2 separate regions of the Homo sapiens genome follow, and region 2 is linked to region 1. The links are chromatin contacts, found by Hi-C or POLR2A ChIA-PET in ENCODE. All regions are on one chromosome and are shown on one strand. Each heading gives the region's core, a stretch centred on a gene start or an enhancer-like site at or near the end of the contact. The rest is flanking DNA. Distances are from core to core; before and after follow the strand shown.

Region 1 (7,596 bases), core at 2,358-4,857:
TTCTGAAGAAAAGAAGAAAAGGGGAGGAAGTAATTATATATCAGAATGGTCTGAGGATAAGACTGGTGAGGCAGTATTGGCTACTAGGAGGCAAAGAAGCAATGTCTTCAGATCTCTGAGGGAAATTTTTTTTTTTGAGATGGAGTCCCGCTCTGTTGCCCAGGCTGGAGTGCAGTGGTGCGATCTTGGCTCACTGCAAGCACTTCCTCCAAGGTTCACACCATTCTCCTGCCTCAGCCTCCAGAGTAGCTGGGACTATAGGCGTCCGCCACCATGCCCGGCTAATTTTTTTTTTTTTTTTTTTTTTTTTGTATTTTTAGTAGAGACGAGGTTTCACCATGTGAAATGGTTTTAAATCTCTTCTTTTTGGCAGGTTTTTATTTATTTTTTTATTAACAAGTCAAGTACAAGGGCAAAATGAAGAAATTTCAAAGCAGGCAAGAACTCAGAAATTTGACTATCCGTGAGACCTATATAAAAAATTCACCTGAGGAGTTTCTCCAGCAAAAGGAAAAGCAACAAAAGAAAGAAGACAATATGGGAACCAATAAAGTGTGGCTGGTGAGCCAACCCAGAAAAACTGTAGACAGAACAACAGAGAGTCAAAAAGTTTATTTTATTATTATTATTTTTTATTTATTTTTTGAGATGAAGTCTCACTCTATTGCCCAAGCTGGAGTGCAGTGGTATGATCTCGGCTCACTGCAACCTCCACCTCCTGGGTTCAAGCGATTCTCCTGCCTCAGCCTCCCAAGTAGCTGGGAATACAGGCACACGCCACCATGCCCGGCTAATTTTTGTATTTTTAGTAGAGACAGGGCTTCACTATGTTGGCCAGGCTGGTCTTGAACTCCTGACCTCGTGATCTGCCCACCTCAGCCTCCCAAAGTGCTGGGATTACAGGTGTGAGCCACTGCATCTGGCAAAAACTTTACTTTTTAAGAGACAAGTTTTATAGACATAGGATTATATTTTCTTGTCCATAGATTCAATCATATTACTGGTTTGTCAACATAGAAGTGTTAGTATTGTTTGTTGGTTTTCAATTTTTAGAAACAACCCCAGAGCACTTTAATTATAATTAACAAACCATAATACAAGCATAATAAAGCTTGGAAAAGTAATATAACTTTATGTAAATATACACTGCATTTTAATATAATTTATCATTTCATATAGTTTGTTGTTAATTGGGAAAAAAGAGGAGAGAAGAAAGATGGAAGGAGGAAGTGCATTAACATGTTAATTTTTCATTATAGTCAATAGATACTAAAATTGATGAATCAAGAAGTAGAGGTTTAAATACCTCGAAGTCCTAAATGTTAGAAAAACTAAAAATAATATAACTACCAAAGTGGAGAGGTGGGAATTCAATACACATGTCAGAAATTGATAAACCAAGAAATGAAAATGTCATTTTAAATAATGGAAACAAAACTGAAGGTGAGTGGGAGTGGGGGTGAAGAAGGGCATGAGATTTTCATTTTTATACCTTTGTGTAGTTTGATTTTTTTAACCACATGTATACATTATCTTTATTACAAATTGAATTAAAAGGATAACTAAAAACATGTAAGTGAGACAGAACAATTCTCCTTAGACTTAAGAATTCAAAAGTTGCTTACAAAAGCAAAGTTAGGGTAACTAATAATTCAAGATCATTGACTCAGGTTTGGTGTGAGATTTCAGGGAATATTTACAAAGATGTTCCAGAAGGCATTTCACTGGTATCTTCTTACTATAGTTAAAGTGCCTGAAGGCTAATAGCAATAACAAGAAAAAGAAGAGAGAGAGAGGAAAAAGGAAAAGCTATTATTTCCACTCTCTTCCACAAAAGGCGTCCCTGGTCACTCTTGCATTTAGCCAATAAAAGCTATATTCAAAATTCTCAAGCACTTACAATTGCACACATGGCATATATAGTTATTCTTTCATGTTACATTGATAAGTGGACATGTAATCTCTAGAGCTAGGTAATAAGCTGGGGATAAGTGGGAACCTTTATCTCTTTCAAAGTGTCTACCAGTGTATATTTAAAAAAAACTTTTTAAAATAAGTAAGTCACAAATGCCCTGGATTATTTTACTCTACTTCCTAACATGTTTATCCAAAAGGTAAACATTATTGGGTTCAAAAAATGTGAAATTTGAAAACATTTTCTTACCTATCTATACTCATTTCAGACATGTCTTTCCTAAATGTCTGAAATATTTTAGGGAAACCTGTTGAATGAAACATTTAAAAATCAGCTATTCCCTCTAAATCAAAAGGTCAATTCTACCCCCCCCAGGAACACATGGCAATGTCTGGAGACTTTTTTTTTTTTTTTTTTTTTTTTGAGACGGAGTCTCGCTCTGTCGCCTAGGCTGGAGTGCAATGGCGCGATCTTGGCTCACTGCAAGCTCCACCTCCCGGGTTCACGCTATTCTCCTGCCTCAGCCTCCCAAGTAGCTGGGACTACAGGCGCACGCCGCCACGCCCGGCTAATTTTTTGTATTTTTAGTAGAGACGGGGTTTCACCATGTTAGCCAGAATGGTCTCGATCTCCCGACCTCGTGATCTGCCCGCCTAGGCCTCCCAAAGTGCTGGGATCACAGGCGTGAGCCACCGCGCCCGGCCTGGAGACATTTTTGATCATCGCAAGGATGTGTGCTTCTAGCACAGCCACGGGTAGAGGACAGGGATGCTGCCAAATATCCTGTAATTCACAGGACAGTCCCCAATCCTCCCCAACAAAGAATTATCCAGACCAAAATGTCAACACTAGAGCTTGAGAAGCCTACTCTAGAAGACTTCTCTGCTTCTTTTTTCAAGGAAGTGACTGGAGTGGCTTCAGCACAGGATGTTAAACACAAAAGAGAGTTGTTTTTTTTTTTTGCAGGACTGTTTCAGTAGTACAGCACCCTTAAGGCACTTCTCTGGAAATAATATGAGTGTGTGTGTGTGTGTGTGTGTGTGTCTGTGAGAGAGAGAGAGAGGGAGAGAGAAAGAGAGGGGGAGGGGAGAGGGAGGGGAGGAAGAGGGAGGGGAGGGGGAACAGAGAGAGAGAGAGAGAGAGATGTCACGGTGTGAATGCACGCAAAAATGTTATAAAAATGAGCACTCCCAGCAGCCTGGGCAACATAGTGAGACGCCAGATTAGCTGGGTGTGGTGGCGTGTGCCTGTAGTTCCAGTTACTCGAGAGGCTGCGGTGGGAGGCTTGAGCCCAGGAGGTCGAGGCTGCAGCCACTGCACTCCAGCCTGGGCGACAGAGCGAGACTCTTGTCTAAAAAAAAAAAAGCACTTCATACAGCCATGCCCAAGTTCAACTTTTATGGTGTTTCGCCTATATCCTAAATCGTGCCTCATCACAACAGCTCAGCCAAGGGTTCAGTGTCTCTGACAAGGGCGTGAGAGAGATTAGGTGTGTGGAATGGTGCATGCATTTAGAAATCAGGCACGACGCGCAGGTCGACGAAGGCACCACCCAGGAGTGGGTGGACCAGGTGCCCCCTGGAGACGAGAAACCCTCGAGGAAGGGGTGGGTCGGGGGCGGTACTTTTATGCGAGGAGGTGCTGGAGGGTGGGCTTGCGCTCGGCGTTTCAGTGCTGGTCGCGCTCTGGCTGGGCACGAACGTAGAGGTCAGGCTAGGGCTGACGATGCTGGCTAAGCGGGGGCGCACGTCTGGGAAGTCGTCGTCGTAGTCACCGATGTCCGTGACCTTCCAGAGGTACTCTTCGCTGAACGTCTCAGGGGCCTCCAACTCCTGCTCTTCCCCCACCAACTCCTCCTCCACCACCTCCTCCTCCTCCTCCTCCACCTCTTCCTCCTCCTCCTCCACCTCTTCCTCCTCCTCCTCCACCTCTTCCTCCTCCTCCTCCTCCTCTAACTCCTCCTCTGACTCCTTCTGGTCCTTCTTCCCCGGGTCTCCGAAGCCGCTAGGCGAGCGCAAGTGGGCCATGGCTGGCGGGAGGCGGGATTACAGCCAGCTCTTTGGCCGCGGCCCCGGTCGGCTCTCGCGAGCGCGAGCCTCTGTTGTGCGTTGGTCTCCCCGGGCAACTGCTTGCCCTGCGCCACCGAGCCTCCCGGATTTAAAGCGGCAGGAGCTGGTTAGCCGGATAGAATGTGGGTGCCGAGGGCCGGTGGGGGCCACCGCAGACTTCTTTCTGTCCCTGCTCTTCAGCGTCTCTGAAACCCCTGGCAGCCTGCGGAGAAACGATCTTTTCTTCGTCTCTCAGCTTATTTGGGGCCTTTTTTTTTTTTTTTAACTTGGGTGGAGGAAGTGGCTTCTAGCGACGGACACACACGGTGCCATTTGGTATTGCGGATGCTGGAGTCTGGTTATTGAGTAGACAGATGCTTGCTGGAACGTCCAGTGAAACTTTATTTACAAAATCAGGCGCCAGCCCTTGGGCCCTCGTTTGCGGATATTTTTAAAATAGCTTTAAATATTAATAAGCGTATTAAAATTGCCTTAAATGTTAGTTATCTTAAATATTGTTAGATTAATATTAATTAATCTTGATTGGCGACATTTTTAGCGTCCCATAAATTTTGCTCCTTGCTGTGATCTGGGTCCTGCTTCTTACTTGGCCCATCTATCCATCCTGGAGTAGAAAAGTCCTGAAGCATCTGGCCACCTAGGTACCACCTGCGTCCTTCTGGGACTTTGTATTTACTTACATTTTTGTAAAATATATACATTTTTTATTTTTGAGAGACAGGATGTCACTCTGTCACCCAGGCTGGAGTGCAGTGGCGGCATCATGGTTCACTTCAGCCCTGAACTCTTGGGCTCCAGTGATCCTCCCACCTCGGTCTCCCAAGTGGCAAGGACAACAAATGTGTGTCACCACGCCTGGCCAATTTTATATATTATATTATATTATATTATATTATATTATATTATATTATATTATATTATATTTATTTTGAGACGGAGTCTCGCTCTGTCACCCAGGCTGGAGTGCAGTGGCACCATATCGGCTCCCTGCAACCTCAGCCTCCTGGGTTCAAGCAATTCTCCTGCCTCAGCCTCCCGAGTAGCTGGGACTACAGGCACGTGCCACCACGCCTGGCTAATTTTTTGCATTTTCAGTAGAGATGGGGTTTCACCGTGTTAGCCAGGATGGTCTCGATCTCCTGACCTCGTGATCTGCCTGCCTCAGCCTCCCAAAGTGCTGGGATTACAGGCGTGAGCCACAGTGCCTGGCCTGTATTATATTTATTTTGAGACAGGGTCTTACCCTGTCGCTCAGGCTGGAGTGCAGTGGTGCTATCTCAGCTCACCGCAACCTCCTCCTCCCGGCTCAAGCTGATCCTCCCGCCTCAGCCTCCCGAGTATCTGGGACTACTTTTTGTAGAGATGGCGTCTTGCTATGTTGCCCAGGCTGGTCTCAAACTCTCGGTCTCAAGCTCCTGGGCTCAAGAGATCCTCCCATCTGGGCCTCCCAAAGTTCTTAGGATTACAGACGTGAGCTACTGTGCCTGGCTAGGGAATATTTTTGAAAGTAGAGTTCTTGCAGGCTAAAGGAGCAGGCAGCACAGATGAGAGGAGACATCTGAGTTGCTTTAAAAGGAAGGGCAAAATGTGGTGACCAGAGAGGAAAGTGAAAAGCTTTCCAGCAGGCTCACGGCAGGAAAGGAGGGTCAGGACAGGGAACTATGTGTACAGATATTGAGGTACAAATAAGGTAAGTGTAATTTAAAAAGAGAAAATAAGAAAAAGCTCATTTCTTTTCTGGACAATACTAACAGTTTGATGCTGGAAGCTATCTTAGAAGTTAGGAAATTCAACCAGGGTCCTCAGAGAGCAGACTGGAAGTCAGGATGTGGGGATGAGACACGGGGCTGGCAGACAGCAAGGGTGACAGTGCTTGTGCTTACTCCGCTTGTGCCTGCTGTAGCTCAGTTCTGTGACTGCCCTGGCATTTTCTCAATTGTGTGGTGAATTAATTTGTTTAAGTACTCCTTGTTTAGACCCTCTATTTAAGACCTTTTTTGAACATTTTATGGAATCTCCTTCCCTTGGATCTACTTACTACGGAAAGAACAGTCCCTTATTTTCTCATGAGTTGATGCCACTCTTGTTTTGGCCGTTCAGAGATAATATGATGCTGGGTCAGTTTATATTTTCCCCTTCTCCATTCCTGGTGTCTAGCTTGACTCAGGAACTTGAGATTTGAGAACCAGGCACCAGCCCTGACTAACTGTGACTTTGGGGTTACTGAGCCTCAGTTTCTTGGTGTGTTAAATGGAAATATCAGTACCTTTCCACTTAATTTATGGGGCTATTTTGAGATAAAATTTAATTATTGTTTATTTTCTTCTTCTTTTTTTTTTTTCCTAAGATGGCATCTCAATGTGTTACCCAGGCTGGTCTTGAACTCCTGGACTCAATCCTCCTACCTTGGCCTCCCAAAGTGCTGGGATTATAGGTGTGAGTCATCCTGTCTGGCCTATTTTCTGAGGACTGATTTTGTATTTTATTATTATTATTTTAGGACCACATAACTCTGTTTAGAAAATGTTTCTAATGTATTGAGTGCTTCAAAGGTATATTAGTTCGATTTCACACTGCTATAAGGAATTGCCTGAGGCTGAGTAATATATAAAATAAACAGGTTTAATTGACTCAGTTCCATATAACTGGGGAGGCCGCAGGAAACTTACAATCATGGCTGAAGGTGAAGGGGAAGCAAGGCACATCTTACTTGTTGGCAGGAGAGAGAGAGTGCAGGGGAAACTGCCACTTTTTCTTTTTTTTTTTTGGAGACAGAGTCTCACTCTGTTGCCCAGGCTGGAGTGCAGTGGCGCAATCTTGGCTCACTGCAAGCTTGGCCTCCCGGGTTCACGTCATTCTCCTGCCTCAGCATCCCGAGTAGCTGGGACTACAGGCGCCCGCCACTACGCCTGGCTAATTTTTTGTATTTTTAGTAGAGACGAGGTTTCACGTGTTAGTCAGGATGGTCTCGATCTTCTGCCCTCAGGTAATCCACCCGCCTTGGCCTCCCAAAGTGCTGGGATTACAGGTGTGAGCCACCATGCCCAGCCAGAAACTGCCACTTTTAAACCATCAGATCTCATTGAGAACTCCCTCACTATCACGAGAACCGCATGAGGGAAACCACCCCCATGATCTGATCACCTCCCACCAGGTCCTGCCCTCAACATGTGGGGATTACAATTCAAGATGAGATTTGGGTCAGGAAACAGAGCCAAACCATATCAAGAGGTAATGGATTTTTAAAAAATTTCCTATCTCAAGTATATAATGTTATGTAATTGTTCCCTATTGTCATCATTTGATATTTTGTTTGCCTTTCTTTAATTTTGTTTTTAATTGGCACATCATAATTGTACATATTCATGGGATACAGTGTGATGTTTCAATATGTGATACATTGTGTGAAAATCAAATCAGGATATTTAGCATATCCATCATCTCTTACATTTATCGTTTGTATTAGTTCCTTCTCACACTGCTAATAAAGACATACTTGAGGCTGGGTAACTTATAAAGGAAAAAGCTTTAATTAGGCCTCAGGAGACTTACAATCATGGCAGAAGGGAAAGCAAACACATTCTTCTTCACATGATGGCAGGAAGGAGAAGT
Region 2 (7,596 bases), core at 2,578-5,077, 500 kb after region 1:
TGAGGGAAAGTAAGGATGACTGCTTATTGAAAAGAAAAAATTTCTAAGACTCTGTAAAAGAAACAAGGAAAGGGAGGTTAGTAATTAAAATTAGCAACTATTTTCTTTAAAAGACATTGGTCTTCACAATACCGTTGTCTTTCCAGTTCTTAGAATTTTATTGGTGAACTTACCAGACCATATGGCCTGGTGAGAACATACTAGATTGTGAAGATGCCTGGGTTTTCCATTGTCTGATTTTGTGACTTTCAGGAAATCCCATGCAGGTTTGCTTTTGGTAGGGATATTTTCAACCTCAGGTTTTTCCATTCTGGTAGTTCTTGTTACCAGTTGGGTTGGAAGTTAGTTTGCAGAGGAGATAAGTGAACCGAGATTCTGAGAAGTAGAGAGAGGAAACTAGGGTTGTGGTTGAGCATGAAGAGCTTTCAATGAGGCCTTCTGGTTTTTTTCTTGTTTTAGTTTTTTGTTTTCCATAGATTCATGTGGCTCCTAAGGCTGGGAGAACCCAGGCTGACAGGGGAAGTAAGGAGTTGATGGAAAATCTCCAGCCTGGTCGCAAGAGTCTGTCTCAAAAACAAACAGAAAAAAACCAAAAAAACAAACAAAAAAACCCACAACTACCAGAACATGGATGTATGTTCATTGGTTACAAAATCCTTGGAGAAAGATTTATTTATATTAGTATCAAAACATCTGACTTCAACACTTGAGTCGCTTTTTTTTTCTTTCATTGTGGGTTTTGAAGCAGTTAAAAGCCCAGAAGCATAAGACATACCCTTAGAACTACTGTGATCACCACTGATAATGACAATGAAGTCTTGTCATGTCCCTCCCAAATCTGGAACATTGAGCGGGTTTGTAAGCTCAAGTTAAACTGATAGGGCTCCCTTTGACCTGGTCTATTCAAACTCACATGCTTAGAGCTAAGGGTACATTAGTAATCTTTCTGGTGCTGCCTGTTGGTGTGGGTCCCCCTTTTGCACATTAAACAGTGTTCTTTTGTTTTAAAGACCTGAAGATTATTTTTGTATTTTAGCAAGGAAACATTTTATATTATAATACAACCTTTTTAAAAGAAGCAAATATAAGTTATAGTGACCAACATTGAAGGCCAGATCAGCTACTCTGTAAGTGCCTTTTAATAAGAGAATAAAACTTCTGACATCTTTCTAAATTTTAATTTCCCCAATTAATTAATGATCCTTTGTGTGCATTTGTAATGAAACAATGTATGCAAACAGATGAATAAGGCAGATGTACACAAAGCTTTCTAAATTCAAGTGCTGCTTAAAGGCTACATGCCCTTTCTCTTTCCCTACCTGAGTTAGCACGTTAGAGTCCATGAATAATGTCATTCTTTACCAAACTCGATGAAAATAATTAAGCAGTTGGTTTGTATCTGGCACTATGCCAAATACTTTACATGTACTTATTTAACTTCTTATCATTTCCATAAGCTAGGTGTTGTTATTGTCCCTGCTTTACAGATGAGGAAATTGAGGCATAATGGGGTTACTTACCCAAGGTTGTGTAGCTGGTAAGATATAAAGCCAGGATTCCAGCTCAGTCAGTCTGATCTCAGAATCACATTCAAAACCACTCCAAAACACTGCCTCAGTAACAATAGTAAGATGATGATAGAAATGATAATGATTATTATTATATCTGCCAGTCTTTACTAAGGGCTTACTGTGTGGGCAGGAACTATGTTCTAAACAATTTTTATGTAATAAAGCTGAAATAAACTATTTTTAACTTTTTACCAAAATACTAAGAATATAAGTTTAGGCTTTTCGTATATTTTGCTGTTCTATGCATACAACCACGTGCACACACTCTCTCTCTCTCTCTCTCTCTCACACGCACATTTAAAAACAAAACCTAGGCCCATCCAATAAGTTTAAACCAACTTTGCTCTCAAAGCTTCCATAACCTAGTTTCTCTCTACCATCTCTACTTACATCCCAGATTAAGATTGGGATTGGTGGGGTCTCTATTATTCTGTGTACAGTTCCTTCCTGCCTTTATACTTTTGCATGTGATAGAAATTTTGGAGTCATAGGATTTTAAGGATGGATGGAAACTTTATCGATAGCCTGTAGTCTAATCCCCAAGTCAGTTGAGGAGATTGAGGGCTGGCACTGGTGTGTTCCTCAAGCTTTCACAGCATGTTCAGGCAGGACTAAGATCTGTTCTTATTGGTCATCTTCTAAGCGCTCTGCATTTATCCTTACTATTCCTGAATCCTGCTTATTCCAGAGCTTTAAGGAAGCTCCTCACATCTGAAAGCTACTCCAGGCTTTACCGATGTCCTTGGCGACCATGAATTTGGATAGTTACCATTTGTACCTTGGAATTTTGAACATACTTTTCTTCTTTATGTGAAAAACTAGTATTCGTGTGCATTGATATAGTGTCACATCTTTGCTTATTGTTACTTTCTAAGGCCCTAGGATTTTGGCTTACGCACTTCTATTTCAAATATTACATAATAATGGTAACATAATGTGTTTCTTTAAGTGCTCCATTGCTTGCACAACTATAAAATAAGTCTGTTGTATCAATGAGACGTATATGGTAAAGAGAAGAATTAGAGTAATTTATTTTGATTAATTTTCTCTGTAGCTAGAACTGACGATATATACCGTACATGAATAATTTATCTGAAATGAATAATCATTCAGTAATTCTCAAGAATCATGGAGCATCTCACATTTCTCACATTTGTGTTTGTGAACTTTTGTCTAAATTGCAGTGAGAAACAAATCTGTTTATTTAAAATTTTTGCTTATGTAAATTAGAGGTTAAAATATTGTATAATAACATCCTGTGTTCTGTGTCACAAGTTTGAGAACTAAGTGCTTAATAAATATTTTACCAGACAGTTACTTACCAGTGAAAATGTGAGATACTCAGAAGTAGTGCAGCAACAACAATACAAGATTTTAACTGTCTCTGTAGTTTGGATAGAGTGCCCATTGCTTAGAAAATAAATAAACTGGCTGGGCACAGTGGCTCACGCCTGTAATCCCAGCACTTTGGGAGGCTGAGGCGGGTGGATCACTTGAGGTCAAGAGTTCGAGACCAGCCTGGCCAACATGGTGAAATCCTGTCTCTACTAAAAATACAAAAATTAGCCAACGCGGTGGCGGGCACCTGTAATCCCAGCTACTCGGGAGGCTGAGGCAGGAGAATTGTTTGAACCCGGGATGTGGAGGTTGAAGTGAGCTGAGATCGCACCACTGCACTCCAGCCTGGGTGAAAAAGCGAGACTCCTCAAAAACAAAACAAAACAAAAACAAAATAAAAGCTTATTAGATTTTCTATGGGAATCACAGTGGAATCTTCTTGAAATCACCTATTGTAATGTTTGTAGAGGAAAGTCATCTTAAGGCCTGTTGTTCCCTGTTGTGAAGATCTACAACATGGCCTCTATCCACCCAGTTATAAGATTGAGTTACTGAATAGTTATGCTCGCTCAGGTATTCAGTCTGGTGTCAATTATCCTGTCTTTTGGAGACAGATGAATGGGTTCATCAGATATAAGAAAATTATAGTGTCATTCACAGCTAGGACCTATTTAGAGTTTAAAAATTGATGCTTTTTTTTTATACAGCTTGGCTTTTTCTACTTATAAGCCTTAAATACTGAAAAATCACAATTTTGTTTTCCACGGAAAAGCATTTGAATATATTAAGTGTTTAAAAAGACATACCTGGGGCTATCTTCTGTGAGCCTCAGCAAGCCTTGCTGCAAGTCTTCAGAGAAGCATGAGCTGTTTGGTTAGCCGCAGCAGTAGCAACCCCATTGCAGGCTGCTGGCTTTACTAAAAATTTCCTTTCCTTTTTGTGTGGTTTTAAAATGTTGCATATTGACGTAGATGAAACTGTGGTTTGCAAGTAGTTTAACTTTATGAAAGTCTCCTAAAGAAGTTTTTTTAATGTATACAATTTCATGTATGCTTTCTTAAGCAATTTATTTGTCATATTTTTTAGAGAAAAGATCTTCATTTAGTACCTAGCCTTTTTTTTTTTTTAAAGTATCCAAGGTATGTTTTGTGTCATAATGATTTCAAAGAATATCACTCTTCATGCCTTGATGGGGATTAATAATTAAAGATATAAGGTGTTTAAGCAAATATTTTTTCAGTATATATAGTAACACAGCATTTCAAAGTTAAAATTTAAAAAATAGTTGCAGTTTTTATTCCTGCTGAGACACCTATTATTAAAAAAAGAAGTAAACAAAAAGATGTGTTTTACAGAGTCAGCTAATGTATACATTTTATTTATCTTATTTTATGTTCATTATAGAAAAATCTGGAAATAGAAATAAAAAAGGAACATCATTATGCAGAGAGATAATTACTGTTAATATTTTTGGTACATAAGTTTTAAATTTTTTCTATGCTTATGTATTTCCACTTAGATGTTATTCATACTATTTTATAGTTTATAATTTTTCATTGAAGAATATATTATATATTCAATTTATGAGATTAGACTTGTAATAAGTATTTGTCTGTTTGACTCAAACAGCCTGATGAATTGGAATAGTATTTAGTAATTAATAGATTGTGTGTAAAGGAACCCTACAGTGTGTATTTAAGTTGTTTGGTTAAATGTTCATTGTGTCTGTGGCAGAACTAACTGAATGTTTGAAAGAAGCCTAGCATGCTGGGGGACCTAACAAACATATTTTCAAGAGTTCTGAATTTTCTGGTTCAAAGTTGATGTGTTAATGCAAAGCCATTGCCTGGTTATTTAGGGTCTGGTTTCTTCTAATGCTTCATTGGCTTGGTAGGTGCTTTGGTTTCTTTTAATAATACTTGGTCAGTTTTCTGGATAAGAAAAAAGAAGATACCTTTCCAGGATCTAAAATTAATCTCTTGGTATTAGTTTTTAAAAAGAAAAATGTCTCAAAAGATGAAATGAGAAGTATCTAGCTAGGGAGAATTTAGGGAAAGTCTAAGGAGACTTTTGAAAAAAATGTAAAGATGCTTATGATGATATTGGTCACGTCTCAGGTATTCTGACATTCTCCCAAATTCATATAATTATTATTTTTGCCAGTGAAGACCATAAATTATAAACTAGGAGGGAAAAAGCAAATGTTTCTCAAACATTTTATGTTAAGAACCACTGTGAACTTCATCATCATAGTGCTAGGAAAGGATCTTTCTTTTAAGATATGTATGCTTCAACATTGTACAGGACTCACTGAAGAACATACTTGTAGAAAAGATATATTTGCAGACAAGTAAGTGAGAAGTGATCAGGGTTTACATCCACTGGAGGGTAGAGGAGATGAAAGGGAGAGAATTTAGAGATGAGTGGAGTTGACTGCAAACAGTGGTGAATGATTTTACCATGGCATGGAGAAAAACTGGGATGAAAGATTTTTGACAGTTTCTGTTTTGCTTTTTTTAGTTAGGTCTCTTTATATGTTTACTTCCTCGGTTCACTTTAAGGTTGTAGACACAATTGAAAAGTACAAACAATTGTACTTAAAAATCTACCCAGACCACAGTTTCTGTGTCTGGATTGCCAAATGTGAAAGCACTGAAGTGCCCTTGTTCTCAGAGTTCTATTTAATTTTTAGAATAGTGAGAATTAATCTTTTAATAGATGAATCATATTCCTCCTTCTGAGAATGAGCTTAGGCAACCTGGCTTTGTGTGGAAGTTTATTCACAGTGGAAATACATGTAGTTTTCATTTTTTAATACTAGTTTCATTTGATTTTCTATAAGCCACTTTTTTCTATCTGTTTCACTGAGGACAAGTGTTTGTGACTGTACTTAGTGTTCCGGGAAGTTGCATGTCATCACTAATACACACCCAAGCGGGAAGAAGTGAGGTGAAGTTATTTTTCCCTTACCTTGGTCATGGCAGTACTTTTTGTTAAAGAAATAATCTATTCATTACTTATGAATATTTCATGGATATTTTGTATGTGTAAAATAAAAATTAAAGCTAAATTGTCCACCAAGTTATGAATTGAGAAAGAAAATATTTTCTGTGGTCAACTCTCCTATCCATACAAAACGTGCTTTTGATTTTATTGAACACAAATACCAAACAACGGTATTTCAGTAGAAATACTTGCTTTGAATATTTAGCGTTTTTAAAATGTGCTTTTTCGGCATAGCATGGAAGCCATTTGGAACTAATGAGGAAGGGGAAAGCAAATGTTGGGGTCGGTGGTCACTGCCACAGCCGGGCACAGGTCTGAGGACTTGTTTTTGTTAAAACAAGCCATGAGATACAGGAGATTCTGCCTCTTACAGATGGGGAAACTGTGGTGCAGAGAAATTAAGGCCCACTCAAGCCTGCACAGTTAGACCCTAGCGTCCCAGCTCTTAGTTATGCTTCTTACAATGAAATTGCTGGGGACAGTGATTACAATGGAGGCCATCAGGTCAATCCGGTCCCCCTTCCCATTTAGTATTTGTAACCATTTGAATTTGCATGCCATTGGGTGGTAGAACAGTGTACCACTGTTCTTGCCTTCCTCATGGAGTTTTCAGCCTCTGGAATGTGAATTTGGGACGCTCTTACATCAAAATAATTTACAAATGGAAGATTTTTATGATCAGTCACTTCTGCCACAGCCTGTGCAACTCCAGTTCAGCCCTCTCTCTATAGCCGTTGTGCTTCAGGGTTATGTTTTGAAAGAAAATAATTTTTTTTTTTTTTTTTTTTTGCACATAATATTCTTTCCCACCTGCGTTAGCCCAAAGATTTTTTTCTGTGCTCTGAGATTGGTAGCTTTAAATCTGAGAGTGACTGATGTGATTAAGCAGTGTAGTTTTAAAGTGAAATGTAGACGTATGGTTTCCATGTTACTGTTTCTGTATTATTTAAATTCTGCCTTGTTTTTTTTTCTTTACTGAAATGGAGAATACATGTTTGGAAATGATTTGAAGGCAAATTTGTTTTTTTCACATTCTTGGAATGTGAACTCAGTTAAAAGAATGGCTGGGTACATTACCCTGTCATTTCCCCTTGACAGTCCTTTTGGTTGTCTGCCTTTTTGTTGATGTTATTGCGTCAACATTTCATTTTACCTTTTGGTTGTGAGGTGTGACTGCTATTTGGTCCATGGTTAAAAGATAATTTATGGAGGGGAAATTTATAATAAAGAACTTTTAAAGATTATCTCGTTTCTTTTTAGTCACTGAATTTCATGCTTTTTTTCCCCCATTTGTTTGTTTATGGTCCATTTCTTATGAACTTATGACTAACACATTATCTTTTTTTTTTTTTTTTTTTTGAGACAGAGTCTTGCTCTGTCACCCAGGCTGGAGTGCAGTGGTGCAATCTCAGCTCACTGCAAGATCCGTCTCCCAGGTTCACGCCGTTCTCCTGCCTCAGCCTCCCGAGTAGCTGGGACTACAGGCACCCACCACCACGCCCAGCTAAATTTTTGTATTTTTAGTAGAGATGGGGTTTCACCGTGTTAGCCAGGATGGTTTCGATCTCCTGACCTCGTGATCCACCTGCCTCGGCCTCCCACAGTGCTGGGATTACAGATGTGAGCCACCGTGCCCGGCCATGACTAACACATTTTCAAAGCACAGAACACATTTTTAAAA

Evidence for each region. Hi-C counts contacts between places; a loop is a spot of excess contacts on that map. ChIA-PET counts read pairs that join two places held with the same protein, here RNA polymerase II (POLR2A). Pooled maps may share reads with other maps.
Region 2: a loop to region 1 is called in a pooled map, with 4 times the contacts of the local background. The contact joins the promoter of GPR171 here to the promoter of ERICH6-AS1 in region 1. A Hi-C loop is called at or near these places in 4 of 50 pooled maps. POLR2A ChIA-PET finds 5 or more read pairs at or near these places in 3 of 52 experiments (MCF 10A, activated T-cell and naive thymus-derived CD4-positive, alpha-beta T cell).

What each region holds. Positions count from the first base shown.
Region 1 is chr3:150,699,957-150,707,552 of GRCh38, forward strand. It overlaps ERICH6-AS1 (ERICH6 antisense RNA 1), which reads left to right and starts at 3,608. Exons shown (of 3, transcript NR_121675.1): 1 at 3,608-3,711. It overlaps ERICH6 (glutamate rich 6), which reads right to left and starts at 3,964. Exons shown (of 14, transcript NM_152394.5): 1 at 3,540-3,964; 2 at 2,165-2,222. The coding sequence starts at 3,942. RefSeq lists enhancers at 3,840-3,919, 4,070-4,159.
Region 2 is chr3:151,199,389-151,206,984 of GRCh38, forward strand. GPR171 (G protein-coupled receptor 171) reads right to left here and starts at 3,828. Exons shown (of 3, transcript NM_013308.4): 1 at 3,716-3,828; 2 at 1,521-1,609; 3 at 1-51. All of the region lies in intron 16 of MED12L (mediator complex subunit 12L), which reads left to right.